7 separate regions of the Homo sapiens genome follow, and regions 1, 2, 4, 5, 6 and 7 are each linked to region 3. The links are chromatin loops, found by intact Hi-C in ENCODE. Cell type or tissue: endothelial cell of umbilical vein. All regions are shown on one strand. Each heading gives the region's core, and the rest is flanking DNA. Links, peaks and the distances in the headings are about the cores only.

The links. A loop is a pair of places that touch in the nucleus more often than their neighbours do. Peaks named below come from ENCODE experiments on the same cell type or tissue, not always from the same donor. Only the 100,000 strongest peaks of a DNase experiment are listed, where the experiment ranks them.
Region 1: a loop joins it to region 3, with 6 times the contacts of the local background. A loop is called at or near these places in 5 of 110 quality-filtered maps.
Region 2: a loop joins it to region 3, with 5 times the contacts of the local background. A loop is called at or near these places in 4 of 110 quality-filtered maps.
Region 4: a loop joins it to region 3, with 5 times the contacts of the local background. A loop is called at or near these places in 3 of 110 quality-filtered maps.
Region 5: a loop joins it to region 3, with 8 times the contacts of the local background. A loop is called at or near these places in 6 of 110 quality-filtered maps.
Region 6: it touches region 3 in a loop (9-fold over the local background); 11 of 110 quality-filtered maps call a loop at or near these places.
Region 7: it touches region 3 in a loop (13-fold over the local background); 5 of 110 quality-filtered maps call a loop at or near these places.

Annotation. Positions count from the first base shown.
Region 1 is chr1:172,141,154-172,145,633 of GRCh38, reverse strand. All of the region lies in intron 14 of DNM3 (dynamin 3), which reads right to left. It overlaps DNM3OS (DNM3 opposite strand/antisense RNA), which reads left to right and starts at 799. Exons shown (of 4, transcript NR_103486.1): 1 at 799-980; 2 at 1,197-1,269; 3 at 3,421-3,498. MIR199A2 (microRNA 199a-2) reads left to right here and starts at 990; the gene lies at 990-1,099. In endothelial cell of umbilical vein, for the core only: no CTCF peak of the experiment used is centred there; DNase peaks (open chromatin) are centred at 893, 1,803, 2,063, 3,833 and 2 weaker places; H3K4me3 peaks cover 2,556 bases; H3K27ac peaks cover 4,000 bases.
Region 2 is chr1:172,000,199-172,004,678 of GRCh38, reverse strand. The region is part of intron 4 of DNM3 (dynamin 3); the gene reads right to left. Among named protein-coding and RNA genes, the nearest start is that of MIR3120, 140 kb to the left of the region's middle. In endothelial cell of umbilical vein, for the core only: a CTCF peak has its summit at 1,754 (motif pointing left); a DNase peak (open chromatin) is centred at 1,738.
Region 3 is chr1:172,252,783-172,257,262 of GRCh38, reverse strand. It overlaps DNM3 (dynamin 3), which reads right to left. Exons shown (of 21, transcript NM_015569.5): 15 at 3,581-3,690. Among named protein-coding and RNA genes, the nearest start is that of DNM3OS, 110 kb to the right of the region's middle. In endothelial cell of umbilical vein, for the core only: no CTCF peak of the experiment used is centred there; a DNase peak (open chromatin) is centred at 2,172; H3K27ac peaks cover 1,885 bases.
Region 4 is chr1:172,179,184-172,183,663 of GRCh38, reverse strand. The region is part of intron 14 of DNM3 (dynamin 3); the gene reads right to left. Among named protein-coding and RNA genes, the nearest start is that of DNM3OS, 37 kb to the right of the region's middle. RefSeq lists an enhancer at 2,469-2,518. In endothelial cell of umbilical vein, for the core only: no CTCF peak of the experiment used is centred there; DNase peaks (open chromatin) are centred at 1,973 and 2,573; H3K27ac peaks cover 1,323 bases.
Region 5 is chr1:172,319,810-172,324,289 of GRCh38, reverse strand. It overlaps DNM3 (dynamin 3), which reads right to left. Exons shown (of 21, transcript NM_015569.5): 17 at 950-961. Among named protein-coding and RNA genes, the nearest start is that of C1orf105, 99 kb to the left of the region's middle. In endothelial cell of umbilical vein, for the core only: no CTCF peak of the experiment used is centred there; DNase peaks (open chromatin) are centred at 1,819, 2,749 and 3,359; H3K4me3 peaks cover 180 bases; H3K27ac peaks cover 3,385 bases.
Region 6 is chr1:172,397,390-172,401,869 of GRCh38, reverse strand. The region is part of intron 20 of DNM3 (dynamin 3); the gene reads right to left. It overlaps LOC102724528 (a long non-coding RNA gene), which reads left to right. Exons shown (of 3, transcript XR_001738294.3): 2 at 1,954-2,051. Among named protein-coding and RNA genes, the nearest start is that of C1orf105, 21 kb to the left of the region's middle. In endothelial cell of umbilical vein, for the core only: a CTCF peak has its summit at 2,174 (motif pointing right); a DNase peak (open chromatin) is centred at 2,319; H3K27ac peaks cover 617 bases.
Region 7 is chr1:172,356,478-172,360,957 of GRCh38, reverse strand. All of the region lies in intron 17 of DNM3 (dynamin 3), which reads right to left. Among named protein-coding and RNA genes, the nearest start is that of C1orf105, 62 kb to the left of the region's middle. RefSeq lists enhancers at 1-584, 2,065-2,144. In endothelial cell of umbilical vein, for the core only: no CTCF peak of the experiment used is centred there; DNase peaks (open chromatin) are centred at 1,227, 1,757, 1,997, 2,307 and 2 weaker places; H3K27ac peaks cover 3,505 bases.

The sequences.
Region 1 (4,480 bases), core at 298-4,297, 110 kb after region 3:
CAGCATTCAGAGACCCAGCCAAAATAGCTGAGGGAAACTAGGAAGGCCACATGTGGAACTAATTACTCATGTAGAGGCCATGACAAAGAACATTTCTCCAGACTTTTCATGGGGGCTTCACTTTCAGGAAGTTGCTATAATTACTGTTCAAGTCTAGAGCAGCCTGCAAGCTGCTGACAGATTCAACAGACAGGAGAAGGAGGGAGAGAGAGAAGGAGAGAAAGAGAGAGAGAGCGGGAGGGAAGGAGGGAGGGAGGGAGAGAGAGGGAGGGAGAGGGGAAGAGGGGGAGAGAGAGAGAGAGAGAGAGACAGACAGACAGACAGACAGACAGAAACTTATCTGCCCTTTTTGACGAGTGAAATACCAGAAAATAAAGTGCCACAGGAAAGCTCAAAAAGGTTTCCAAATGAGCTCTGCCTTCCAGTGTTCAACTTTCTGTTTACTATTTCATCTACCCTCTATCTTCAAATTACTTCTCTAGCCTGGGTCAGACAGTAAATTTGTACTTCTACACTAACTCACTTTCAGTTGGCCACAGCCGAACTGTACATCTTGACTCTTTTTTTTTTACAGCTTTTCCATACTGGGGCCCACTTCCTGCCCAGTTGAGGAAAAAAATCTGGCCTGAAGATGAAATGACTGCTTAACGTTACACTAAAACATCTGGTACCATTTTATGCACAGACCCATGTCTGAGAGCAGGCGATTCTAGCGGTCTCTCCAGCGGCACAGCGCATACCCAAACCTCCCCAGGGTGACATCATCCCATATATGGACTCTCCAGCCCAGCCCTCCCCCTTTTCCTGGTCCTAAATTCATTGCCAGTTCCCCAGTCTGCAGCAAATGTGCCACGTCAAGACTGGAAATCACAGCCCTTGAGTGTGTCTCAGTCAGCGCAGCAGAATTCAGGGGGGAAAGCTGAATGCAACCCCTGGTGCAGGAAGGGAGGCTTTTCCTGAGGACCGGGAGAGGATTTTAAGTACATAGAAGGAAGCTTCTGGAGATCCTGCTCCGTCGCCCCAGTGTTCAGACTACCTGTTCAGGACAATGCCGTTGTACAGTAGTCTGCACATTGGTTAGACTGGGCAAGGGAGAGCAACGCCATGGACCGCTGGGGACAAAATGGGCTGTTTCCAAGGAGAAGACATTTGTTTGCTCCTTTTTTGAATCTCATATCCAGTGTTTTTCTTCACAGGTTTTGCACACTAGGGACCAAGAAGCCCTCGGGGACACTGCTGAGAAAAGACTGCCGAAGGGAAGACCAGCGGGTAAGGCCTTCTTGACTGCTCACCTGGTCTGTGACCAAGGGAACCTAGGTGGGGAGCCCATGATTTGTGTTAACATGCAAGGGAAACAGAGGTACATGTGTGATGGGTAGAGATGTATTTAATTTTAAAAGAGCAAAAGTGTGTGGTATATAGCGATTTACTGTTTTTTTTTTTTTTATTTCTGAAGATTGATAATTCAAGTGTTTTCTTAAAGGTTTTCCCACTTCAAAATGAAATATGAAAAAACTCATTCCAGACACTTAAGAATAGTTTAATGAGGCTACTTTTGAATTGTTTAATAATAATTCAAAGATTTAAAAACTTATATGGATGAAGGCTGTATGTATAACTTTTAACATCCCAGGACTGAAGTCATTTTTCCCCAAAGTAAAGAATACTTGCTGGTTTTTAAATGCTATATGGATAGTGCTTTTCTGAAGATTTCCTTCTGTAATATAAACAACAGGAATAATAGTACCTAACAATAAAAGAAGAACCTGCCAAGTCTTGCCTACCAGACAATGCAGATGGGATTTGCCCAGAGAAGAGCACCGACCCACAACTTATTGAGTCAGCAACTGAGTAAATCAGGGAATAAAAACCTCTATCTTTAGATACCCCTGTAAATATCTGTTTTACATTTTTTTTAAATCAAAGAGTGGTTAATAATTGCTGCTCAGCTGAGCCCTCTTGCCTATAGCTTACAATGCTTCCACTTCTCTGAGCATTTAAAATAAGGCACTTTGTCTAGAAACCCACTGATAAAAAAGGAATTTGTAAACGAAGGCAGAAGTTTTCTTTGGTCAGTTTCCAGCTGTCCTGGAGGTGAAAGAGGGTGGGAGAGGGGGAGGAAGGTGGGAGGGAAGAAAACCCTCAAGCTGAATGAAATCCTAATAGAGAAAATAATAGAGCAAGTCTGGATTGCAATGTGATCTGTGCTGAACTTTAGAGGTCGGCCCCTTAAAGAAAGTTCTGGAAAAATGTTATTGCCTCATCCCTAATTTTCTTAACCCCCATTAATTTCTATTCCGAAACAATTCTATATAATGAAAACATCTCTTCTACAGGGTTTGTGAAAAATAAACATAATCTCTTTTGTCCTCCTTTAAAGTTACAGTGGTTCCTGAACAAATTCTTTTCTAAGTTATACATTTTGCAACAATTCAAAAATTGACTCAAGTTCTCTTTAGCAAAATATTTTATTATAAAAGATTCCCTAAGTTTTCTTTTGTCAAAACAACTTACTTTAAAAATTACCCTTCTGATCACCCCAAAATGTGTATAAAGAAAACATTAAGTATTCTCATATATTCATGATTATTAGTTAAAATATAAACAGCAAGGAGAAATTTAGCTACTTTCACTTAGATGATATAGTAAAGTTATCCTTTCATTTTCTATTGTGACTTGGAGAGTTCCATATTAATTATTTTTAGTAGAACAAATGAGATGTTAAAAATCTATATAGTTTCTTTTACATAAGAAAACTAAAAAAAGTAACTTAGAGGAGCTCATTTTTTCAAGAAATATATTTTTTCTAATTGATACAATTACTGAAGAGGAAAAATAGCTAACAAGGTACTTTGGTAATGTTTTTCTCAAATTTTCTGGGTTTTTTTTTTTTTTTTACTCTAGAAATGATTACATTTCAAAATTTGCTTTCATTTAATGTATATTTAATTTCAATTTCTTTCTTCATGTTAAACGGTCTTTTTGTTTCAAAGAAATGAATCCCTATGGGTCCCTCACCTATTTTCTCCCTCAGGATGACTTTTAGTCTGGAGATAGAAGGGACATAAGGGTGCCTCTGGCATAAGTACAGGAGTAGAAATATAAGAATTACTTTGTAAAAGGATAACCAAGGAGTTCCTGCACATGCTTGATGTGGCTCTAGCGACTTATTTTCGAGGCAAAGTTTTAACAAATGAAAACGAATAGTACTTATTTTTCAATTATATGGGCTAAATTAAAGATCAAAGGTAAAAGCTCATTTTATAAAGCTCTGCTGAATGAAGGCAGGATTGTAGTTTATGCGCTGGTACACACGCCCACATTTATATACATTATAGCCATATCTATATCCAGGTAAATTAGAAAAATGTTTAATTTTATTTTCATATTACTTTATAAGGAGATATACAAATATTTTAGGGATCATGGAATCTATTCCAGAGGAAACTAACCAACAGTGAGCATCTTCAACTAAAACTACCCCTGGATGTAATAAGTGTAAGTATTAAAATTAAACATTATATGTGGTCATGAAGAGAAAATTGTTTCAGGGTCTGTCCAAACTACACTTCATAGAAATTTCATAATTATTTTTCATTTTAGCATGTGAATGATTGATAAATTGGACTAGGTACTGGGTTAAAAGGACTTTTCCACCATCTAAGAGAAAGGAAGTTCAGAGCCTTAGCTTCAACACCACAATTTCTTAACTGGAAAAGGATCAATCTAAAACGGTGGACTTAAATTTTCAAACTCATTTTTCTTTTAGGCCACAGATCTCAAAATCAAAGAAAGACTGTTTACTATAGGACAAAGTTTCACACTGATCACTTTCCTGTAGTTAGTCAATAGGCTTAATATCCTTCCTGCTTGGCATTCGGGCTTTCGGCCCAGATAATATGTTTATGTTTGTAAAAGACCAAAATATACTATCTACCCCCACCTCTCGCCTACAGACCACCCATGTATTTCACTCTGTGGGAAACAGTTTAGGCATAAAAATCCTAACGAAAGAATTCTCCCCACTTTTTTGGTTGAAGTCTTAAGCTGTTATAAGATATAAAAAGTACAACTTGGTAATGTGAAAAAATTCACTCATCCACAAGCATCCATGCTCGGTAAAGAGACGCCAAAGCTTTCACTTACTCTGTAAGGGATCTGCTCTTTATAAACAATGCACTTTACTCTGCTCTAAGGAGAATAGCCCACCCATCACAATAACGTCAAAATAATAACTAAGAGACCATCACTCAGAAATCCTGGCTTAAAATAACTAGAAGGTCAGGCTTTAACCTGAGACAGGAAATTCCTGAGTTAAGATAGAAACTTTCTTACTTCAAATCCCTTCTTACTTTCATGTTCTGTAAATTAAGTAGAAATAAATATTTACTCATTTTCAAAGGTCTCTTACAAATAATTTTTATCAGTTTTAATAGTTAGAGATAACGAAGTAAATTAGGAAAAATAATTAAATCTTCAT
Region 2 (4,480 bases), core at 123-4,122, 250 kb after region 3:
TTACTCCTTGGTGCTTCTCCAAACCCAAATCTTCCACCTTCACATTAAAACATTGCTTTGGAACCTGACATCGTCTGGGTAAAGCAGCTTCTATTCCCCCTTGTTGCTGTCTTCTACCAAATGTCTACAACACCCATTTTCAACACAAACACACACACACATTTTTTGAAGGTTTTAGCATCATCATGTTAGTCCTCACTCCCCTTAGTTCCGCCATTATCCAAGCAGCAGCAATGTGCATGAGGACGATGTATCCAGTCCGCTGGCTATTGAGTTCCTTGCCTGCTTCTATTCAATAATTTTTCAACTGCAGGCCATTTTAGCAATTTCCTCCCATGACCACATCCTGGACATTTATAACCTGGACTTGTTCCAGCTGTAAATCATAAACTCTAATATACATCTCTTTAACCACAAACTCCTATTCTCCCATTTTTCTTTCTTCTCTTTATAGGAACACATTGCTATTCTTCAATCTTGTCCAGAAGCCCATCCCTGAAACCATTTCATCTTCCTCAAAACATACAGATTCTTTTTTATTTCACTTTCTTCCAAGTATTTCACAGTCTGTCTTTCCAATTATTATTTTGCCAATATCCTCAACTCTTTTGCCCACTTTTATCTTCCATTCAACCCTCCCTGCAAAATCCTGATCTAAAAGCAACCCAAGTATTTGCCTCTTCAACCTCCCAGCTGCTGAGTGGTTTTGGGAATTACACAACCACTAAGCTTGGTGCAGATGCACTATGGCCTCAATAGAGTCCCCCAGTGCTGCCCACTTTCTCCTTCCATATTTCTCCACAGCAGCTGGTCAAAATACATTTCTCCCCAAATGTCTTACACAACCCCCTTCTCTCTTATCATCCTTACCTCACCCCCACCCCAGTTCTTCCTCAGCTGATAGCCTTGCTCCCCACTTACAGTGAAAAAATCTATGTCAATAGGCAATAAATTATTCAAATACCTCTCCAGATATCTACATATAGGCCTCATGTACACTTCCTTACTTCACTCTTATCTCAATGGAAAAAAATAGTTTTTCTTGTATTCAAGGTACCTGGCAGCCACTCAAGAAATGTTGGAGAGCAAGAAGGGGAGGGGGAAGAAATAGAGGAAAAAGAGGAAGGGGAGGGGGCAGGAGAGGAGGGAGGGGAAGATCCTAAAACTCAGCAATGAAAAATGGAGTTCTTACAGAACTTTAGAAGAATTTCGCTTTTTTTCATTGTCATATTTTATTTACACTGCCAACAAAATAACTGTATGAATCTAGTTTAATTATATATTCTGGGGATGGCTTGTAGAATATGTTTTTATAACAACTTTTAAAAGAGCTATTACATTAATGGAAATGTTAGAAACTCATGGTCACATCAGAATCCAGGAGTAAGATGTAATTGCATAGGAAACTATTAATTGTGTTTTAATGTCTTTGAAATAAGAAAGACATAAGAGCACAATTATTCTGTAACACTAAAGTCATCATTATTAAACACTTTTACCTTGAATAGCAATGCAACATCCATATATTAATATAAAGAGAATTTCTGAAAAAAATGAAGATTCATGTTACTAATTGGCAATTAAATTCAGAAAAAGAGAGAATATATTTATTATCTTCTTACTTTTTTAAGTCTTTTTCATGAACAGTGTTTCTTTTCTACATTAAATTTCTACATTCAAACTCCACAAAGAGCATCAGGGAAATTTTTAACTTCTTCAAGCAGCGTCTTTACAGTGACCCCCAGTGGCAAAAAAGGAATGAACGCATTAGAAATCCACGTTGAGGCCTTTTACATTGATGATAATAACAAGCTCTATTTTAACAGCACATTCACTTTATCATTGTGCCTTCACATTTTTCTTTTGTTCTTACTTTTTAAAAATCCAAATTTTACACTCACACATTCACATTCAAGTCCTAAAAATATTCTTCCTTTTTTTCACAGTAAATTTTATAATCATATCATTTTCCCAATTAAATCAGCATATCAAAGAATATATACTTTCATAAAAAGCTTTTTTAAGCCTATAAAGCTAATGTGTTTGTTGTCATATTTTCAAATCTAAATAAGACTCAATTTACTTTTTTAAAGCTTAAAATGAAAGTGTTCCTCTATACTTGGGCAAGCCCATTTCTCAACATGCAGATAAATGATCTACTCTTTGCAAACAAGCTGAATTATAACATGACTTAGCGTTTGTCTTGTTCAAGCCCAATGCATAGTAAATTCTCAATTTAAAAGAACAATGAATTGGATAGAACTTGTAAAACAAATTTTTCAAAGACTCCAAACCCTTCAGGTTTAGTCTTTGTTTCTATTTTATAATTGAGTTTATGGGTCTCAACCATATTATAAAAAGCTCAAAAACATATTCCTGAAGAAGTCAAAACATGGCTTCTATAAGCTACATATGAAGTCATTTTTTAATCTGATTTTTTCATACATATTAACTGATTCAATAAATATCAAGTAGCATTTGGGCGCTCAATGCAATTAATTAGCATCTATTACATTTGTTAAATTGGTCAAATAAGCAAAGAATTTTAAGGTAAAATGGAAATCTAATTGGGGTGAAGAACAGGTGCAGAGACAGATATAGTACCTGGAAAATAGGTTTCCTCCATGAATTGTTTTTATTTTTGCAGTTTATAAACATATTCTTTATATTCTGAGTGTTGACAATGCCTGGATGTTTGAAGCTTCTGCTCAACTAAGCAGCACCTCCACCATCTCTATGACCAGACAGCAGATTGGATATCTGCTAAATGTTGCCAAAGGTCAATGAATATCAGTTTACATCACCCATGGATTTTTAACATTTTCCAGATTTAAGAGGGAGATATCAAAAAGCAAACGCTGAAGGAGGTATGTAGGGACACACCCCCATAAGATGAATTTAAAAGTCTGCCACCAGCTGAGTAGTTAATTCTGGCCCAATTCACGAATTTCATCTCAAGAGAAGATGGTGCCCTCTTTCCCAGCCAGAGGTCTCACATTCCTCTTGGGATGGTTTTATACTCTAGGAAGACCTCTGGTCATGCTAGATTTAGAAATGAAATTCATTTGCTGTGAAATAAATCACCGTGAAAGGGATTTCCAGACACATTTGCCTCCCTAGCGAGGCCTTTGAACAGCCCTCTATTGTAGATGACAAACTGGATGGGTAATGCTAAAATACTGCTGTGCTCAGAAGATAAAAGGCACAGTTATAGTCTTCATGGGTAATGAACTCATGATCAAGTAATCAATCAACACCACCACTAACTCCTCTGCTTTCCATACAGGAAATGTGAATGTCTCTCAAGGGTGAACGGTTCAGCCAGGGTATAGCAATATCTATAAAACAAGCAGATGTCAGTGACACTGCTAGGCACCTTGAGCAGCAGTGTAAACATAATGTCTTTATTATACAATCATTAGAACTTACCAGGATAGGCAGATATTCAGCCATCATAAATAAACTCAATACGATCAAAAGCTATCTCCCCACTAATCAATTTATCAACTAACTTCATCTGTCTCCATGTCCTCTTCCTTTCCTATGATTAAAATGGAAAAATAATCCAATTCTCTTCAATCTATGGCCAGGACTCTCACAGGTGCCCTGTATCCCATCCTCATTCTCCTAAATCAAGGACATTTCTCACTCATTTTTCCTGCCTTTATCCCATTCTCCTGCATTTATCTCATCTCTATCCTCCATCACCAATTTAATTTCTCTTCTACATCATTTCCATCAAAACACAAACAAGTTATAATATCTCCCATCTTTCAGAAACATTCTTTTCATCTTACACTACTATTGTTAGTGTTTCATTTTTCTGTTTCCCTCTACAGTGGGCCTTGAAGAGCTGTCTATAATTCCTGTCTTCACTTCCTCACAGCCAAGTTTTCCTTGAACCCTCTCTAAGGAGACTTTCCTACCAAACCCTTCTTATCAAGGTCACCAGTGACCTTCAAGTGCCAGATCCAATGGTCAGTTCTCCACCCTTATCTCCATTGGGTGAAACATAAAAGTCTAGTTTTGATACAAAGATTGGAGGTGAGGATGATTTGGACCGAGTTCAAGGTTGTTTTCTTTCTGTTTACTACTGAATCTTCCAGCAGTGGATGGAAAGGAATCAGGAGCTAAGAATACAAGTGACTGAATGGATGCAGCTTCTCAGCATCTTCCTGGCTCCTCAGAGAGCAGCATTTTAAGTTTGAAGTCCAATACAGCCTGTGAGAACTGGGGAAAACTGACAAGCCAGAGGGACAAAGAAATATGGGTGCTCTGTCTTTGACGTCTTTAGGTTGGGAGCAATCTAGCTGTTACTGGGCTTCCTCACATTCCTAAGCAGTAGGCCTGGTTGACCTGCCACATCACCCTCCTCTATCTCTCAGCCACATTTGGCATGGCCAATTACATTGCCCTTCTTGAAGCCATTTTTCTCTTGTCCTCTGGAATGCCACAGTCACTTGATTCTCTACCGCTTCTT
Region 3 (4,480 bases), core at 162-4,161:
TGTCTATTTGATTCACAGGTGTATTTTAAGCATAGAACAGTATCTGGCACATAACAGCTGCCTAATATATACTTGCTGAATGTTGGAATTATTTGAGATGAAGAAAAGATAATGACTATAGACATTGCAAAATACAATTAACAAGCATAATCCAATCAGCTCTCATGGAACCTACACTTCCAAGCTAGTAAATGTACATTCTTCTCACGTATATGTGAAATATTTATTAACATCATGTACTAGACCATATTATTTGGTCACAATACAATTAAGTTAGAAATCAATGATACAAAACAATAAGATTCCCTGCATTCTAAAATGTAAAACACACTTTTAAATAGCTCAAAAAAAAAAAAACATGATGAAGAATAGGAAACAGAACTGAATGGTAATAAAATTGTTAAATTTCAAAAATTGTAGTAAGCAGCTAAACACTACCTGGCGAGAAATCTATAGATTTATATGCAGATATATAAGAAAAGGAAAGGATAAAAATTAATGAGCTACACATCTAAATTAAGAAGTTTGAAAAGACCTAAAATGTAAACACAAGAAAATACAAGGAAGGAAATAATTAAGAGAACAGAAATTATTGGAATAGAAAAAATATACACAATAGATGTTCAAAAGTGCCACAAACTGGTTCTCTGAAAAGACACAAAACTCTAGCAAGAGTGATCATAAAAAAAGATAAGGATTAATATTAGAAATAAAAATCAGTCAAATTTCAGATACAACAGAGACTTAGAAAAATAAAATATTAAGAAATAGTTGGTGCAATATATTTAAAGCAAAACAGAATGGACAATGTTCTAGAAAAAATACAATTATTCAAATGGATCCATGGAACAAACAGAAAACCTAAATAAATCTGAAATCATTAAATATATTCAATCACTAGTTAAAAGCCTACTTACCAAAAATACTTCCTAGGGCCAGATGATTTTACAGGTTACTTCCACCAAACAGTCAGCTAATAGTTAATCCCTACCTTTTATGAAGGGTTCCAAAGAACAATAAGGACTTATTCTCACCTCAATTTATGAAGCTAACAGAACCTTGATATTAAAACCAGGCAGAAATAATATAAAAAGGAAATTTATGGGCCAATCTAACTCATTTTAGCATTTGCTAAAATACTAGCAAACTTAAACCAAGAACTCATAATAAAGAATAGCACATTGTGACCTAACTAAATTTAATCCCAGGAGACAAAGGATGGTTTAACATCAGAAGGTCTATTAGTATATTTCACCACATGAACAGATTAAAGAAGAAGAATCATACAATCTTCCAGGTGGAGAGGTTGATAAAATTCAACTCCTAAGCATGATTTAAAAATGAAAACAGAAACCTTAGTAACTAGAAACACAAGAAATCTTCACCTGATATCAGACATCTATCAAAAGGTATTTCACTATACAATTTTTAAAATCATCCTTAAATTAGCCTTAAAATGAGAAATAAGACAAGGATTCCAGCTTGTGGTCAACATTGCACTGGAGGTCCTTGCCAGCACAAAAATGATTTAAAGGAATCAGCATTTCAAAGGAGAAGACAATGGCCAATGTGGGTACATCTATATACTCACTGAGGTCACTGAGAAGTGGCAGCAGAATTCAATACCTTTTTAGAACTCCAAGATCCCAAAATATCTAGATTTTTCAAAGTCCACAGTTTCCTTATTTCGGTGACTTTTGCTGTCTTTAAAATCCACAGTTGTATTTTATGAAAAATGATAGTCTACCATAGCCTTGTTTTTACCTTACACCCAGCTTTTTTATAACCTGAACTTTTCAGGTTGACCATGGATTCAATTTTGTTTGACTTCCTGTTTGGCAGTCACCTGTTCCACTCTGCATCTAGGCAAGAAGGCTGAGCACACCTCTGATGATTGCTTTAGAATCTCCTGAGTCTCTGCTGCTCTGATGAAGGCATGTAAACTAGTACTGAGCTTGGCTGCAGTGTGGCAGACTCACTACTATTCTCTCTAGAAAACCTTTTTATTCTTTATTATTTTCAGTGTGTTTTCATAAGCTGCTCTCAAATAATACTGTCTTCAAAAATCCCATTTGAATATTTGGTAGGGGAGTTAGTTGTACTTAATTTTCTTTCCTGTCGATTCTTTAAATGGCTTGCTTTGTGGTTTTACTAAGTATTTTTGTATTATGAGTCACTCTGAGCAACTGACTGGGAATGTAGGAAGACGTCTTCTTTTGCTATTTTAATTTACTGTGTGATTGACCCTGGGCCAGTCATTGAACCTAATCAAGTAACTTCATTCATTGCTAAATAAAGATAAAAGGCAGCCTCAAAAAATGGGTTAAAATTAGATTCTGTTACCTAATGACTTACTGTGTTAATAACTGACTCACACAAATTTTAATTAGCTTTTTCCTATAACATTTTCATTTGGAAAAACTCTCCTTTATTATCCTTTCCTAGTTGTACCCCTTTTATACTTCTCTAGTCCATCCTCTCTTACCTCTCCATTTGCTTATTTAACTTTACTGCTAAGTTTCAGTGAAGATCATGGCACTCTGTGATGGTCAGCTCAAAATACAGTTTTGATACTGCACATGAACAGCAGAACAAAATAAGCACACAATGGAAAATGAGTGGAAGGAAAAGTGTACTTAGAGGAAGTCCTAATACAAGTTCCAGCTCCCCCATGCACCAGTTTTATGACCTTAAGAAAGTGAGTTAGCATCCCTGAGCCTACGCTTTCTTATTTGTAACTGTATCCTTTTGATCTCAAAGGCAATTGTTACAAAAACCAATGACAATGAATGTAGAGAGCACTTTGAAAAACTGTAAAATACTATACATTTTTATTTGCCATAACTGAATAATTCTATTCCCTGAATTTAGTCATAGTATATGAAATTTGTCCGCTCTTCAAGAAGAGCTTAAGTGATATCCATTCATGTTAGACAGATACTTTAAAAATTATCATAGAGTAGTTTGTAAGTATGTAAACAATATATTGGGACAAGAAAGACTTTAAGGTAACAAAATGTAGCTTTAAGAACAGACAGACTGGGTGCAGTGGCTCATGCCTGTAATCCCAGCACTTTGGGAGGCCAAGGCAGGAGAATCTCTTGCACCCAGGTAGTTTGAGGTCAACTGCATACAAAACAATTTTTAAAACATTATCCAGACACAGTGGCATGCACGCAGTAGTCCCAGCTACTCTAGAGGGCTGAGGTAGGAGTATTGCTTGAGCCCAGGAGTTCGAGGCTGCAGTGAATCATAATCATAGCACTGTATTCCGGTCTGGATGACAAAGTGAGATCCCGTCTCAAAAAGAAAAAAAAAATGGATGAAGAATTATTTTCATGCCAGGTGGAAAAGCAAGAAATAATTAGTTAACACTTGAAGATCTTTTTTAGTCTGAGTTTTTATATTTTGAAGCCATAACCCATGGTGGAATTTAAAAATACAAAATAAATGAAAGGAAAACTGAAGAGCAGACAAATTTCAAGGTGTGACCAAAGGAACTATTTTCAAATATGATCTCTGAATCATGTAGAACTTCAAGGAAAAAAATCTGAAGACAGGAACTGTTTCAATTTCTTACCTTTGCTCTGTATTAAAGAGTGCAAAGATGTGCTTGCTAGACATAAAGCTCTTTTCCACATCCCGAACTTTCAGGTTGTCCAAGGGAAGCATGTACTTCTTTTCTTTTTCCTATTATAAGAGAGAGAAAGAAAAGAGGGAGAGGAGAGGAGAGGAGAGGAGAGGAGAGGAGAGGAGAGGAGAGGAGAGGAGAGACAGAAAATTGACTTTAATAAAAGATCTTGAGGCATGCCAATGGCAACACATCACCTGAGTTGGCTAACACTTGATTACACTATCTTGATAATATCATCACATGCCATTTTGATACCAGCTATTAAGGAATAAAAGTTATTAGAGATAGGAGGCCCCAGTGATTCTCAACATGTGGTTGGAAAAATGGCGGGGGGAATGGTGTACAGGAAGGGCTCTGAGATGAAGAAAACACATGGTCCTCCGTCCTTTCCCCCTCATGTGGGTCCTTTTAGATGTTTTTAAATGTTAGTTTGATATTAAGACTTTAGCCATCTGTTAATATTTAACAAAAATGTTCTGGTCCTAATTCAATGAGAAATGCCAGATGGATTTCATTTCTTGTTTTATTTGCAGCCTAAGCAGTTTTGATAGCCAGTGTTGGCAGGGGAGTGGAAGCACAGGACCCCAGTATGAAATACCCCCCATAAACTATGATAAAGCATAAAAAGTACTTGCTCATTTGGGTCTAGAATAAAATATGAATTCTGAAAAAGAATTATTCCATAAAATTGTTGAGCTCTTTGGGGAAAAATTCATTAGAAGTGGACTGATATTGACTAGAACAAACTCTCTTTCAAAATAAACAATTGTTTAGGAAGAATATGAACATTGAAGAGGTAAGGTCTGCAAATGCGACCAAATTAGTGTTAGTAAAACATTGGATGCC
Region 4 (4,480 bases), core at 257-4,256, 74 kb after region 3:
GCATCACTGCACTCCAGCCTGGGTGACAGGGTGAGACCCTATCACAAAAAATAAAAAAATTTAAAAAAGTTTGAATGTATTTACCAAAATAATTGGCAATAATTTTAAGCAACTAACATGTTTTATCATCTGCCAGACCAAGCACATTCCTTACTTTAAAAACTCCACAATGTTTCAGTGTATTTGGGTTTTGAAACCCAGAATCACTGTATTTTCCTTATACTGGTACACAGATAATTCTTAGTATTTATTTGCCAAGTCTTCACTTATGACATCAAAATTTAATTTGTGTTAAAAAAACTTTGTATAATATAGAATATTTTCAACATCATGATATTATATCCATAAAGTGTGTGAAACCAATATATTGAACTTTCCCAGAAATTATTTGTGTTTGAAACCAAAACTGGCTAAATAAAATATATCTCTATTGGGTAGTATGTGGAGACGATATGGAGAATAACAGGCATGATCTAGAGATGGTGCTGTATGTGCATATCTGTATTAATACTGAAACCAGTGATCTTCTCATCCCCTTTCCCTCTCTATGGCCATCACTTCCCACTAAACTTTTGGCGTCTGGGACAGGACAGTGCCTTTCTGTACCTAGCTCCCTTTAGTTAAAAAGTTGCCTTTTTACCAGTTCTTGGTAAAGGAACTAAGAAATTTTTTTTGATAGAAACTATACTCAGTTGTCATGATTATTAAAATTGGACTTTAAATAATTACCTGCACAATTGGAATGATACTACATTATCAATACTTACTCTCAAAATAAAGTGCTGATACTATTCTCATATTGAAGTCACCAATTGCAGGAAAACTGACGATTGGGGTCCTTAAGCCTTCCTGCAATGGTATAAAAGATTGGGTATTCAACTTTTTCTACTTTTGTTTTCTCTCTTTGAATAAAAACAGAAACACAATCTTAGGACTCTGTGCCTAATGAGGCCCAGAATTTGAATTTTCAGGCAGTCTCTGAGGACAATGCAGATAGAGGGAGGGGCATGCAGAGCAGAAGGCCTCTCTATGCTCCACTTTAGTGAGTACCTCTGAGCAGGTTCATTGCAATTCATTTCATCTTTATTTTTGTCCTTAAACAGAGTAGGAGAAAAGCAAGTCTGTGGAGAACATTTTATTGAAATGAGTTGGATTTATTGCTGGACTTGGTTATCTTGTTTTTGAGGAAATATTTGCATTTGAGGGAAAAAGTGTGTTTTATTACTTCATCTCTAGTACCATTTAAGGTATGTAATGATGGTTAGACATCAACCTGCAAAATATTTCTTCAGAGCACCCTGTCCTCTAGCTTCTCATATCCCAGTGATGCCAGATCCTAAATTAATTTCATGCACACAAACTCAACATTATTATCTCCATTTTTATGCTTTATCTAGTGAGTTAAGCATCTTAGAGAAATCGTTTTTTTGTTTGTTTGTTTCCCCTAACTGATCTTGGACAGACTGTTAAAAAAAAAAAAACTATAAAATGTTGTCACATTTTTTTCCTCTTGACCAGACTTCACGTCCCAGCTTGATGACCTTCACACTACAATAATGTTGCCTATTTCTAATAGTAAAAAGTTCCAGTTCGTTATAACCAAAAACTCAAAGAAATCGACTATCAGTCTTGAAACCCCTTACATATTATCTTTAAATAGAGTTCATAAAGTTGTGGCAACACCCACCAAAAACAGACATGAGGCAGATTGATTCATCAGCACCTAATGAGTTAATTAAGAAACAAAAATACAAGAACACACAGAATTATGGCCAGCCTGGCCTTGCTTATTCAGTTTTAGTCAGAGACCACAACTTCTTTCAAATAACCCCAGTTTATTTTCAAAAAAAAAAAAAAAAACCCTGTCTTCAGACAGGATATGGGGGAGGAGTTAAGTGGTGATGTTTTACACATGCACATCTGGATACAGTCCAATTATTTCCCTTAAACATTCCCCCAGTTGTTTTCATTTTGCTCCATGCTTTGGCATTCATAAATTTGTGAGATTAATTGTGTGTCAGCAGTCTGCAGGCCTGGAGCTGGGCACCAGTTTAGTAGCAATACGGCTACAAAACAACTCTGTAGAGAAATACGTTCACATATTTAAAAAGGAAAGCATAGTCACATAGTTCGTTTCTGTTTAATATCAGGCATTGACGTTATGCATAAAGAAGGTAGTGTAATCTTTCAGGGAATTGCCCTAATAGCAAGATATATATAGATATATATCTCCACGCCTACCAGAAATATGTGTGTGTGTGTGTGTGTGTGTGTGTGTGTGTGTGTGTAAACTCAAGTGTTTTAAAGCATAAGAAAGGATTCATCAAGAGGAAAAATGAAGAGTTCAGGGCTGGACATATTTGTGTTCCTTGTTTTCATCTGATTATTTTGAAGGGCGTGTCAACAGATTGCATTTCTTGTCTTGGAAATGTACTAACAATTAAAATCACCTTTGCCAAAAAGAACCAACTTATCTTAGAGATGGTGGAGAAGCATCTTTATTTTAAAAGATGTTTTGCAAAGCCTCTTATGCTTTCAAAATTACTATATGAAAAGTGAAACTAGAAGCTTTCTGCCCTGATGTGTAGGCCTCACAGTCCAGATTATGAGCTCAGCTAAGGAAGAGCTGTGTTCCCCAGAGCCCAGCGGAGTGGCGGCACTTGGTAAGTGCTCCGTACTTGCCAGTTGACAACAAAAGAACTATCATTTAAATGTTGGTAAACAGATATTTATTCTTGTTTAATGTTATTTTGCCTTATATCCATGAGTAGGAAATAAACTATTAGATATTGTGACATTTTTCACAAGTAAATGCCACATGCCAAAGTAAGGTAATAGGTAGGGCAAATTTTCATACATATACATAACAGAGGAGAGTGTTCCAGATTAAAGTTCTGAGATTTGCAACATCAGTATTGGGAGGAAACTGGCAGCTTCTCCTCTAACCCTCTACAGAAACACAAAACAGCTATTGGAAACATGTAGAGCATTCCTCTGGAAAATAATTAGGCTTCAAATAAATCATATGCTATTCCTGCAATAAAAGAAGGAAACTTTTTATGATCTTCTGTTTTCCCTCAAGTATGCTATATGTTGAGAAGTTTTACCTAAATCACACTGTATTCTAGCAGTAAGCTCTTAATTATATAAGAAATAAAATGCATTGCAGATATTACAATGAATCCACTTGTCCTTAGACTATTTATCTATCAGAATATTTTCTAGGCCAATATATTTGAAGGCTACTGAGAAAATCACACACTGTTCTTTGGCTTTAGTTTCCTTGTGAGTAAAATGAGGTGCATAATCTCAGCCCTATCTACGATACAGGGTAAAAGTCAGGATCTAACGAGTGAAATTGGTAAACCATAAAGAACAAACAAGTGTTGGTTAGCATGCAGTAAACATACAAACTCTCCTACTCATGGTTCTGTATTGAAAAACCGAAATACATAGTATCTTATTCTTTACATAAATTAATTTACTGATCTTGAGACCTAACTGAATCATGATAGTATATCCACATAGACTAGATTTGTTCCTACAGGGCAAACTGCCATGCATTCATGCTAAACTATACAAGAGCAGCCAGGTAACAGAAGGCAATGCTGCTTCAAAAACACTGCAAATTTGACTCAGAACTCAGAGACACGGTATGATATTTGTAACATATTTACAGATACAATTAGGCTTTACTGAAGCTAATTGATTTTCACCACCTGAGCTTATTATCTACTAATGGTAGGGTTCTAGTCGTCTAATCCCTGCTATGTACGCCATGGGCGAAAATCTAATTAACCTCTCAGAGCCTTAGTTTTTTAATACATAAAAAAGTAATAACACCTGCTCTGATGAAGCTATTGTGAAGATTAAAATGTGAGATATGAAGAAGTGCTTTTACAGAGTAGTCACCCAGTACTTATTGGTTATATCTAAAAATTATTGAATCTGTATTCCCAAAACTATGCTGGAAAATAAGTCCAGAATTAAATAAGGCCACAAATAATCCAAGCAGAAATGATCCGGCATAGCATCATTAAAATATACACACATATTTATAAATATTGCCTGTATACATTTTTCTTAGAAAGTCCATGTAAGTTATACAGAAGCTGAAATAAACCATAGCAAAAAAAACTTCTCCCCTCTTCTCAATGACATCTTGAATTTAGCAGTTCTTATTTTATTTTAGTAGAATAATACTTCTATTAAATCACTTTAATGATAATTATAATTAATACTTATATAATCCTTTAACTTTTCAAAGCACGTTCATACCAATTATTTTCTTTTGGTTTCCAAACAACATTATGAAAATATAATCTTGAATTTAATACCAGTTAAATACTAGTGGGAGTAACAAACTTTGTCAAAACTAAGATGCAATAACACTACTCAGAAAAGCTTTGCAACACAACCAGTGGCCAAATTCCACTTCATTACATGTAGATCACAGTCCACAAATGACAATCAGTCACCA
Region 5 (4,480 bases), core at 254-4,253, 67 kb before region 3:
CCGGCCAACTCTTATATAACAGATTCTTTTCAATTCTTATTGTATTCAATGAGGCCCGTTTTAAGTGGGCCACCTGGTAGGGTGAAGCACTAATGTATCTCCATAGAAAAAATAAGAAAACAAATCGCCCAACTAAACGTAAGACCATCTTCTCAAACTACATTACTATTACATTTCTAATATAAGTGAGAAATAGTTCTAATCTTTTGGAAAAGTTGAATTAAAATTTAAACAAACTAGCAACCCCATGAACTATTAAATTGCTCATTGATCTATTATAACAACAACATTAAAATAATTTCCACCATTCCTGTGTGTTGCCTGGTTTCACAAAGCTATCATACACATTTTGGCCACCCCCTGCATTCCCCACACCCTTCTGCTTCCATCCAGCTGGAAGACATCAAGGGCACAGAAGCCAAGTGAAATGTTGACCCCACCCTCCTCCATCCATTTTAAGGCACCTTCAAAGCCAGAACACTGATCTAGTTCAGTTTCGTCAACAAAGCCAGCCATACTGCTATTTAAGACTCCAGTTTGGGGTTTTTGTAACTGCACATTAACATAAGAGGTTTGATTTTTAGTCAAAAACTTCAGCTGCACTGAATTCCATCCTATTGCTGTACCCCTTCTGCAGAAGGGTCCTCATTATTAAATCTTCAAAATCTTTTCTTTTAGTGTGGGAGCTCTTTCCTTATAATGTCAACCTCTCTGAACTAGCCATTAGACCCTGAAGGATAGAATGTTTCCCTTCCCAAAAGTCAAAACGGAACAGCCATTATGGTAGTGCAAATGCACATTTTCCCCCAAATTTGCACACCCCATATAATTCGTGCACTGTAACAGATGACAGTCATTCCAGCATGCACAGGAACACTCTTGTCAAGACATGCAGGAGCGGAGCAGGGGCTGGGGGGACAGAAGAGCTGCAAGAGGACAAATAACTTACTTTGTTGTTCCCCTATGCATGTAGCCGCAAGGAAAAGAAAGAGAAATATGTTAAACAGAAATTTATTTTAAAATTATGAGGGTTTTTTCTTCTACTTTCTCTGGATATTAAAAAAAATAAAATGAGGTTTTTCTTGCTAGAGTGAAATCAAAACAAATGATTTAACTATTCACTGACATCTCATACATACACATACAGCATCCAGAGCTCATGGACAAGTCAAAGAATCCACATAGGTTACATGAAATCATACATTTATAACAGCAGAAACTTAGAACAGTTGCCCCCTTTCTTTCTATTTGGAATACCTGGGGTATGGGAACGTGGCCAGAAAGAATTGGTTTGAATCAGTAATAAGTGAACTGTTAGCGTGAAAGGCAGAGCATTTTGTGTGCCGGCTTGCCCTTTCCTGACAGCTCCTCCTCCAACATGCCAAGCAGTGGAAAATTTCATCAGCCAGTGCATTTTTAAACAAACACTGCATCCTTGGTTTCAAAGAAGGTGGAAAAAAAAAAAAAGAAGGAAAAGAGAGCAGAGGAAAGGAGTGGGTGGTTCTAGGGAGACAGGGTAAGCAGACCAAGTTACGACCTCCATCTGGACCATTCCTTTATTTTGTAAATTATGAGTTTTGCCTTAGGTTGGCATGGGAAGCAAGGACTGTATAGTGGGGATGCTGCCAAAACAAACATGAGTCCACACTCAAGAAATGGGTCTGGAAAGGTTAGTCACAAAAATGTAGTCATTTCTAAAAGCGACACTCTGGGTAAAGACACAGAACCGCCAGCAGCAGGCGGCAGGGCAAATGGCTCTCCTGTTTCAACCCTGAGCTGCAAGAGTATGATTTATATCAAACAATTTAACTCACATATGGCCTAAAAAAATAAGACGGTGATTCATTACTCCCGGGGCAGCCCAAGTCCTCACAAGGTCAGATCCTGTGGGGGAGACGTGATGGGATATGGGCCGGGAACAGATCTGAACTCTTCTCACAAGGGGCCCAGAAGGAATTTCTCGCTGAGACACAGGGTGGAAGAGAGCTGTGAGTAAAGTGTGTGCATCTGTGGAGACCTAGAACAGGGCGGAGTCACAGGTCTGGCTGTAGATTTGGCATTTAGTTTTAAGTTGAGGATGTGAAGGGGGAAATAATATATACAGATATTTTCTGGAGAGCGGAAAGGTAATGATCCCAGGAGAGTGTGTTTTCTGGAAAACAATGCCAATTCGTGACTCTAGGGAAATGCCTAATCCAGGGACCATCATATTTAATAAAGAAAACATAAATTTAAAGACACTGATAAAATAGTGAAGAGAAGTTTCTTGGCATTGTGAGTTGCCGTGATATAACCGTTAACACCCTGGCTTATCTGAGACATAAATAATGGCATAAGAACGAATGAAGGGAAAAAAAGAGTCCTTTTTAAAAATGATGCCAACTGTTCAATAAGGCAATAAAGATCCCCACTGGGAATTTTACCGGGAATAAAAGTCTTATTTTAGAGAATAATGGGACCCTGGTTCTCCCAAGTAGTGCAATATTGCTGAAAATACTTCAAACAGATGGAGTTTATTGCATTCCACAGCAGTGCAGCTTTTGATCTACCAAATAAGTTTCAGGAGTTCAACCAAGTATTTTTGCACATTAGGGAATGACTGGCTTCCCCACTCGATGGCAGATGGTTCTGTTTGTAGTGGCAACAATGATGTCACAGGGTAGGAGGCCTTAATCCTTAAATACAAGAAACACACAAGCGGAGGACGTGGTGTGGCTTGGCCATTTCTTGTTTCATTCAATCATTTCCCAACTGTCTATTCTGAGAGAGGCGTAACAGTCATGAATGGTGAAATGTAAATGCTTTATAATTCCCTTCACTACTCTGTGTGGCAGCAATTTATGTTTAGATCCCTGAAAGCACTTCATTGAAGAAAAACTAAGACTCTTCAGAATTGGCCATGTAGCTCTTCTAAGTTTTGCTGAAAATGCTAAGAACAAAGTTATGTGTTGGGGGCTAAGTACCAAGCATTTTAAGTCTTGTATTATTAGACTGCTGAAAAAATGCATATGAGGGGTCATCAGCACTTTAATAAATATGTATGCAGGTCTGTGGCTATTCCTCTTCTTCTCCTACAATAACGCAGAGACTTTTTCTCCTGTTATTTGACACAGAGAAAAATTCACTTTCAGAGTTTGTCCAAGAGGAATTTCTGAAGTTTCAAAAGGACTTCATTGTAAAGTGGTTTCAATCTGCAAAGCCGACCTAAAAACATCAGTTATGACTGGGACAGTCCTGAATTCAGAAGGAATAGTGAAGTTCCAGGGTGATTCACTTCCTGCCATCATTTTTAATCTCTTAAGAAAAATACACGATAGGGGAAGACCACTTATATATACAGCTAATAAAACCTCTTTAAAAACTCTGAGGTGTCAGACTTAGTAAATATGCAAAACTGGATTTGCACCAAATTTCTTTCCAGGACATTGTTTCAGACTTCCTACCAGTAGGCGCGCATCTGAGAGCAGGCTTGTGAATTCTCAGCTCCCGACAGCCTTTCTGCTCACTCCTGACTAACCGATGGAGGCTGGCCTATCCCCCCAGAGTGCATCAGATCTCCCTTTAAATAACTCGGCTTGCTTAGCCAATAGATGGGAAATTCTCCTTCACACACCCAAATCCCACTGATAGTTTCCTAAGAGAAGGGAAGTAATACTTAATTGGGAATTACAGCTTCATGGACACAATGATTTTAAATAATAAAAATATTATTGTTCAACTCCCTCTTATGAGTAAGAACATACAGTGTTTGGTTTTCTGTTGTTGTGTTAGTTTGCTGAGAATGAAGGTTTCCAGCTTCATCCATGTCCCTGCAAACGACATGAACTCATCCTTTTTTATGGCTGCAAAGTATTCCATGGTGTATATGTGCCACATTTTCTTTTTTTTTTTTCTTTTTTTTATTATTATTATACTTTAAGATTTAGGGTACCTGTGCACAATGTTCAGGTTAGTTACATATGTATACATGTGCCATGCTGGTGTGCTGCACCCATTAACTCGTCATTTAGCATTAGCTATATCTCCTAATGCTATCCCTCCCCCATCCCCCCACCCCACAACAGTCCCCAGAGTGTGATGTTCCCCTTCCTGTGTCCATGTGTTCTCATTGTTCAATTCCCATCTATGAGTGAGAACATGTGGTGTTTCGGTTTTTGTCCTTGCGATAGTTTACTGAGAATGGTGATTTCCAATTTCATCCATGTCCCTACAAAGGACATGAACTCATCATTTTTTATGGCTGCGTAGTATTCCATGGTGTATATGTGCCACATTTTCTTAATCCAGTCTATCATTGTTGGACATTTGGCTTGGTTCCAAGTCTTTGCTATTGTGAGTAGTGCTGCAATAAACATATGTGTGCATGTGTCTTTATAGCAGCATGATTTATACTCCTTTGGGTATATACCCAGTAATGGGATGGCTGGGTCAAATGGTATTTCTAGTTCTAGATCCCTGAGGAATCACCACACTGACTTCC
Region 6 (4,480 bases), core at 292-4,291, 140 kb before region 3:
TTTTGGGCATTTATTTAAAGTCAGAAAAATGCTATAACAGTCATGATTTTGTCCACATGGAAGATAATATTTTATAATTTACTGTAAGAAATACTATAGGGTGCTATTCAGCATATTTTTGGAATTTTTGGCTGTAGCAACAGAATGAGCCAATACTATCCAAGAATAGTTTACAGTAGATGCTGGAAAGAACACAGAACTTGGAGCCCACTTAAAGGATTTAAGGAATTCTCTAATATGATTCTTGCAGTGTATTAGAGCCAGCATTTCTTTCCCCTGTGAAAATGAACCCATGATTTTATAATGTATGTCATTGGGAAAATATGAATCAATTCATGGAATTTGAAATCAGAACATAGGGAGAAAAATAGTTCACAATTTTTTGATGATACAAACAGGTAATATCCTGTATAAATTAGCCTGTGACATAAATGGTAATATAATCTGCTTTGTCACACTTTCTTTACATTGTCCTACATATCTGACTTGGATTTCACCCATAGGCATGGTGCCTAATATACCCACTTCTGTGGTTGTGGCAAAAAAGCAGCTTAAAGGATGATTTACCCACATTAACTCTCCTCAGTTTATGATCTGTAAAAAGAATTTTACAACATTCACTCAGGCAAGCTTTTCAATAGAATAGAACAAGAAAGTGTGTTTAAGTTGGTTTTTAAAATAAGTATCGGGCTAGTTTCAAAATAAATTTTGATTGAGGCTTGCAAGTCAATTCATTTTATATTCCTTCATCCCCTCAGTAAGCCCTACTTATGTACTAGGTACTGTGTTAAGAGGTAGAGATACAGAAATAAAGAGTCACTGCCCTGAAGAAGTTTCTTGTTGAGATGGAGAGAGACAAGTTAACTATGACCACAGTAGGATTATGCTAAAATTTTTGCTTCAGGAGTTTCAGAAACATCTGGAGTCCTAGCTTAGAGTTGGAAGGAGGCTAGGAGGTTGGAAGGACTTCCAGAAAGTACGGAAAGTTAAGGGGACTAGCATTCCAGGAATAGGAAAGGTATGTGCAAAGGAAAGAAAGCCAGAAAGTACTGAAGTTTGAGAAATCAAGGGTTGTCTTATTCTTTATCACAAATACCAAATGACTTGTTTTGTCCCAAGTCCTAATAAAGTCATGAAACAGGTAACATGAAGGATTTTTAGTTGTATTAAAATATGATTTCTAAAAAGCATTACTTTCCGAGATTAACTTTTAAGTATTTTGGCCTTTGTACTATATCATTGAGATTATAAACTTGGGGGAGGAAAGAGCTAAAAGAAACGCAGAGAAGCAGAAGGCAAGAGGGATACAGTGTGAGAAAGCATGCAGAGAAAGGAAGTGGTTTTACAGAGATTTACAAGTGATTTTTTTTCCTTTGCTCCTTCCTTTCCTCCTTTTCTCCTGTCCTGCCCCTTCCCTCCTTCCCTCCTTTCCTGCCCCTTCCCTCCTTCCCTCCTTTCTTCCTATCTCCCTTCTATCCCCCCTCCTTTCTCTCTTATTCCTAAAGAGACCTCCAGAAACTTATGTGCTGTAGAAACCTACTCCCACTGATGGTGAATGGGGTAAACCTTTTTCTGACCCTTCTCGTCACTCCCACTTCAGGCACCAGGAGAGGGAGAGGCCAACTGCCACCATTTAGGGGAAGGAGGAGGCAGAAAGGAGGTGCTGAGAACTAGCTACTGGGCGAGGCAAGTGTCCGCTTCTGAGAAGGAGGAGGAAATCAGGAGGAAGAAGGAAAAAGAAGAAAGGATAGGGAGGAAAAAGGCAACACTTCGAATCTCTGTATGACTGCACAATTCATTTCTGCTTTGGGAAGATAGAAAAGACTTTTTGTCCCTTTCTGAGAGGGAGCAAGAACCTTTCAAGCATGGGGATGTGACTTGGGGTAACTATGTAACTAGAAATACTCACAGAAAAATAACCTTTCCTTTTCCTTTTTTTTTTTTTAACAACAGCAAAAAAAAAGAGCATGAGGAATTTGAAGACTGAGAGATGAGTTGTGTAGCACCAACATTTTCTTTCTGCCTGACCTTCATACCTGATGAATTAAAAGGTCAGTTTTAAGTGCACCACATGATAGGCTTCTGTCACTTCTATTAGCCCAGGTGGTAAATATGAAGAAAAAGAATTACCATTTATTAATCGTCCCAGTTATTTTTTTTTAAATCCAGCAGGAGGAGCTCTAACATGCTTTAGAGCTCAAATTTTAAAAACAAAATTTTTTAAAGCAAACAGAGAAAAACAGAGAGGCATTGTGCTTTGCAGGCTGCCATGTCAGTGAACAAATATGTGACTAAGTCCAATTAAATGCTTCGTGAGAAGCCAAGGAAGCCAAGCAATGACACTCGTGGAGACAGAACGGCCCACATTTCCTCCCTTCCACGAGCCTCCTCTTTCTGATGCAGTTAAGATGGGACTGGTCTGCAGTATTAGCTCTTACAAAAGAGGGAGCAAAAGGATGATTTCTGGGCAAGACTAGATGTAATTCTTTTCCTCTGAACATGTCATATTGTTTCTAAATGAGTCTTTGACACTGGCTCAAGAATTTGAAACGCCTTGAAAAACAGAATTTTCATTGTTGGTTGAAGGCACTATGAAACTCCTAAAGGTTCAGTCGCTTCTACTCAGCGGCTTGTCAGACGCTTTTTTTAAATGAGAGAAATGCTGTGTTTGTAAAAATTGGTGCTAAAAGGGTAAAGAATAATATGTCCCCTGGGCCATGTAAAGAGTCTGCAGAAAGAATTAGGGCTTTCTAACATACACACATAAACTGGAACACAAAGAATTTACTCAGGAACAGTGAGGAGTATATGAATTTAACAGTTATGGGATTTTTAGGGTAAGCCTTTCCATTTTGGACAGTGTTGTAGGGGTGGAATGGATGAGTAGGCATATAAGATGATCAGAATTACTTAACATGAAGGAAATTTTCAACCAATCCGTTTTAATCTCTTGCCAACAAGAAGTCAAACTTTTGTTTTACACCTTAATGGTACACCCACATTTTAAATTTTTATACAAGCTCCTACAGAAACTTTAACTAGACCAATTCAGACCAAAAGTCACTAAATAAAGCTAGTCTAGACGGAAAATCTATGAAAACCATATGTCTTTTAGGCATCTGTCTTACAAAAACTACCATCATCCTGGAGAAATTGTTCACAAAATATGCTTTTAGGAAAACACTGCTGTACTGACCATGGAGGCTGTACGTAAGAAGATGGCTGGACTTGGAAAGAGTAAAGCCAAAATGTTTATAAATGAAAGGCTCTCATTTTCACATACATCTAACTGCCTGTAAACATTACTGAAAGGATGGGCCAAGCAGATATCATTTACCTTACCATTATTCTAGAAGAGATCAAAAAAGTTTACAGTTTTGTTCCTCCTCACTACTACAGAACATTAGACCAGGGGATCTCAAAGCAACTCTGTTCTCACCCACAGAGAACTATTTTGAATAATGTTGTACGTGGATGAGGCCAATAAACCAGAACATTTTCTTCTGATTATTACCTCATCCTGCTGGCCTGCCAAACACAGCTAGCAGGCAAGTGTTTGATATAAGTAACTAGAGGAAGACTGTTCTGTATAATTGGGCGTAGGGATCATCTGAGAAACAAGGGAAATCAGAAGGACTAGAGTGCAATGACAATGCAGTAAAGAGGAATATTCTCAAATCTTGCTTTTCCAATTCAACATTGCTTTCTGAGCTAAAGACAATGGTCAGTGCTACCTTCAGTATTCTAGGTACATAATGTTTCACCTTAAAATGCATTTTAATTTTAATAAGTGGTAAGCAATCCACAGAAAAGAAATATAAATGCAAACTTTGCAATAAAAATAACATTCTAACTGAAAACTGTGAATATCAATGGAGCCTATGAAAGTATTTATGAACTGCAAAGATAACTTGTAATCCTCTAGAATATTTTACTGAAACTTATTTTTCTGCAGGAAGGGAGACTTTGGAACAATTCAGTAGCAATAATTATTGGCATGAGTAACTCCATGCGTTTTTCAGTCACCTAGAAGATCGTGACTGAACAATATACATCAAATAGCCACATATGGCAAAAAGGTCCTAAGTTAGAAGAGGAAAATACCAGGAAAAAAAAAATGAAATCTATAAGATGTAATCAGTTATACACCAAAGTTTTAAGCAAACACCAGAAACACTATTTCAATGGGTTTATTCAAAGATATTGTGCTTTAAAATGAATTTTCAATGTAAGTATGAGTTTTCATGCATTAATTATTAAGATAGTGATGGAGTAATTTAGAGTGTTTGAAATATTAAAATGAATCAAGCAATTATATCAATATCCTTCATTAAAGATTCCCGAACTGAACTGTAGAACACTTAAGTAAGCTAATCACAGTCTACTGATGAGTCACAGGGGTTTTTCTGGTCCATTCATCTTAGTCCTAAGTGGTACTATTGTTAGAGCTAAAACTATAAGTCTGCTTTCATACAAATCA
Region 7 (4,480 bases), core at 151-4,150, 100 kb before region 3:
ATTTCTGAATTCATTTACATTTCCTGCCAGTCCCACCTTTTGGGACTAATGAGTTCCACAAGTTTATAACCTGCTATGTGAAGTAGATTTCCTTTCATTTGCCCTAAACTTACTGCACTCTGTTTTAAAGAGTGCCTTCCTTGTCCTAAGAAGAAAATGTAAACAGAATTATAAGATGAGGACAGATTGGCTAAAGTAAGCAGGGCAGAAAAAGAGCAAAGGTGTTACAAGCAACCGCAGACTACCTTAAATCCATAGTGTAGTTTTAAAAGGCAAACATGGCTGGAATGCATGATCCAGAGGGGAGCTGGGTGTGTTACACAACAATAGCTCCATTGTTCTTAGCACTTGTTAGACCCTTGCAGGGGCTCTGCATTTTGCCTGAGGCTCTACTGCTCAAATGAAAGGGAGAGCTTGAATATTTAGCAGATATTAAGAAAACGGATTAAAATACTGGAAGTAAAAGTAAACAAATTTGGATGTCTCAGGGTATACAAGAGAAAGTTATTCTATATAAAAATAGTAGGATACTATCTATAAAGTGAAAAATAGTTGTTTTACATTTGAATTAAAGCACAAAGAGGAGTCAAAATGCATCAGATGATGATTTAGCTTTGCTATAAGAAGGAACTTCCTGACACCTATTATTATATGTAAGACCAAGTGGAGATAGAAAACTTTGCATTTTATTTTGTTTTGAATGTTCATAATTCCAAATTGATTTGGGGTTCATCTTACCTTTGTACATCCCTCAGTGGATTATAAAGATAGCTAAATGAGTTATTTACCCAGAGGGATATGGTAATATTGAATTAGGCATCTTACAAAATAAATTTGTGATGAAAATACTAATATGTACACTTTTAAAAATTATAAGGAAACAACTAATTTTTTTAAAAAAATCAATTTTAGTGTGCTAAAGTAGACTAAATAGTAGACTAAACTATCTGTTGCATTTTTTTCCTCCAAGGTCATAGTATACAGTTGATTATAGGAAAGTCTTGTGTTTTAATGGAAAATAGGGCAAAGGTTATGTGCAACAGGAATCCAGTCATGTGGAGCTTGCAGAACGCAGGTTAGGCTCATAAAACTGCTCATTAAAATGCTGTGTTCTGAAGCAAAAGCAAATAAATGAGCTCAGGGAAAAGAGCCGCAGAAAATTGTCTAGAAATATTTCCATGAAAGACTGTGAAAATAGTCCTTCCCAGTCATAAGAAACGTGCAGATATTGCTTATACAAATAGCCCACACTTAAAAGACTTTTAAATACCTTCCCTGAAATGCTGGTTTTGACCTTCTGCCAAGAGCTACTTAAGGTTTTTTTTTTTTTATTTTTCTGAATAGACTGTATGATGAGTAAAAAATAAAAAGGCATATACACCAGAAGCTTTTAAAACAACATGAGAAGAACAGTTTGGTTATTACTCCCTACTCCAAATTGTAGTTTAAACTTAGCAAGTTCACAAGTTCTACAATGGTTTTAAATGCCAATCTCAAATTAAAGAAATTAAGACAAAAAAAATCTTCAAGATTTATAGGGCTCCCTGATTCTCTACATTTTACTATCTTACAGTAGAGAAAACATAGATTGAGGAATCTAAAAAAAAAGTAATAGTTATGGCTTGCTGGCAAAATAATGAACAGCAAGAAGATTTCTAAGAAGACAGCCCCAAAGCAATTCAGACAGACCATGCTTACACAACGGCTGGCTGGTCTATGCGGCCTCAAGCCAAAAACAACAGCCAGCAGCTCCCATCACTTAGAAAGGAAACTGCACTACTTGATGCTGATTAAATGTGTGTGTGTGTGTGTGTGTGTGTGTGTGTGTGTGTTTTGTGGGAGTTGTTCAGATGCCCATCTGATTTTCAGTATAAATTCAGTGATGCCCCAGGCCCCGTCTGAGCCACCAGAGGGGCAACCAGGTGAAATCTCACCATGCTAAGTGATTAACCAGAGTGAAGCCAGCTCACAGAAAACAGACTGCTCCAGAAAGAAGCACAAGTAATGAGTCATGTGGTCTGAAATCATACCGACTACTCTGTCTGTGGCTTTTTTTTCCTTGCACCATTTCCACAGTGTGTTAGAATCAGGAAGGGAGACCCGGAAAGGAGTCAAATATGAGCATGGAAATTTTATGTGCTTTTTATTATCTTAAGTAAAAAGAATTACCAGTGGCAACATTCCCTTTATACTTCTACAACTTATTTTATCTCAAGAAAAGCAGTCTGGAGCTGGCTTGTGAGAAGCAATGAATCAAACTGAGAGAGACTCCTTCTAAAAGCCAGGCTGGATCACAGCAGGCTTCTGGCCAACATTTACTCTGCTGTTTCAGTCAGGTTTCACTGCTGTTGTTGCTGTTTCATTCTGGTGGGGGAGGGAGCTGACTGAGAGTCTTGTAGAGATTTGGCTAAAATAAAAATAGAGCTATTTTACAAAGCTAAACCAACTCACATCCTGTGAGATAGCCTAGATGTTTGATAAACCACATCTTGGCAACAACAGCTCATCTCTGAGTTAGCTGTAAAAAGGGATTTTCCTAATTCATCCAGCTCTAAACAAAATAACCCGCTCTTCTTTCTTCCCACTGGTGTTTGACATACCTTATTCAGGAATAATTATTTCTTTTACTTTAGTAGATTTTAAAAGCTAGCATTGTTCTTTCCATAGTGGTCATTTACATTTTTACCTACGCACACACACATATACACACGCGCACATTCTTGCACAAGTTAGCAAGATTTAAAGCCTCTCATTTTTTATTCTTGAAGTCCCGAAAGGGAAACTGCTATTCATGTGCCAAAGAACACAGCCATTCATTATTATTTTTTCTTTATTTCTCTCTGTATACCCTCCCAATAGGATTAAAAGCGGTCTGGGATGTAGGGTATGAAGGCAGAAGAAGGAGAGGAGTGGGAGGTAGGAAAAGATGGCATTTTAATAGCCTCTACCACACTGATTCAGCACAGTAGGAACCTTGTGCTTCAGACTCAAACTGTTTCCTTCCTGTTCAGCATTGCACTTGGCCCACTTTTCCTGAAGCCATGCATTGATGTCTGTGGACAGAACTGGAGGTAACATATAAATGGCCTTTCTTAGAATATGGGAGGATGGAGAGGTCTAAGGAAGCTATCATTAACACTATCTTTGATTTGTAAAATAATTTTCATCTTGAAATAATTTGTCTTATTAAAAGGTTGAAAATTAATACAAAGAATTCCTGTACATCCTTCACCCAGATTCTTCGAATGTTAGTATCTTACAAAACTACACAACAATGATCAAGATAAGGAAATTGACATTGTAATACTATGACCCAGGATCTAATCCTCAATCATGTATTACATTTAGTTATGCCTCTTTAGTCTCCTTTAATTTGGAGCAATACCTCAGTCTTTTTTCATCTTTTATGACCCTAATAATTTTGTACAGTATTGACCAGTTATTTTGTACAGTGTCCTTCAATTTGATGTTTCCTCGTTATTAATTTCAGGTTGTGCATTTTTAGCAAAAACACGCCACATAAATGGTGTGTCTTTCTCAGTGCATTACATCAGGAGACATGTGATGTCGATCTGTCTCATTACTAGTGATGTTAACTTTGATCATTTGGTTAAGATGGTGTCTTCCAGGTTTCTCCACTGTAAAGTTTCTATTTTTTCTCCTTTGAAATTAATAAGTATCTTGCGGGTGATATTTGAGGCTATGTGAATATCCTGTTTCTCATCATACTTTTACCTACTCATTTTAACATCCATTGATGATTCTTAAGAGAAACTATTACTGTGATGTTTTGCAAATGGTGATTTTTAAATTTTGATCTTCTCTTCTAAATTAATTAATTATGAGGAACAGCTTTCCCTTCTCCTTCATATAATTACTCATTCAACTGTTTATTTATGTAAGTATGGATTCTTATTTTATTCTATGGATTATAATCCATTACTGTCATTATTTTATTTCTGAAATTGTCCCAGATTTAGTCATTGGGAGCCTCCTGTAATTTGCCTCTTGTATCTTTTTCACATATATCCCCATAAGGTTTTGAGCACTTCCTTACTTTCTAGCATCATGAGACATTCCAGGCTCATCTTGTACTTTCTCTGCCCCAGTCCTGGAATTTCTCCAAGGATCCTTGGCTCCATTTATTGAGAGATAGTATAAAGTAACCTTATCTTTTTCTGTGAGTCACAGTGAGTACATAACTCTCCTAGTGGTAAAAAGTCACCAGCATGTGGGTGGAGAGAAACAAAGGTCCTGTACTTCCAGTGTTGTGGGGGTACAGTTTTCATAACCATAAACTTTAATATAATAATGTCTTTCCCAGCTCAGCCTAAATTGGAAATCCTTGCTTAGGTAATGACCTGGAATCATAATAGAATGTGCAAGATCAACACAATTAAAAAAAAAATTCTGAGGAGTCTATGGCTCTTTCATTACAAATTTAAAACCCCGTCAAATTTTCAGTATGTTTAGCAAAGTG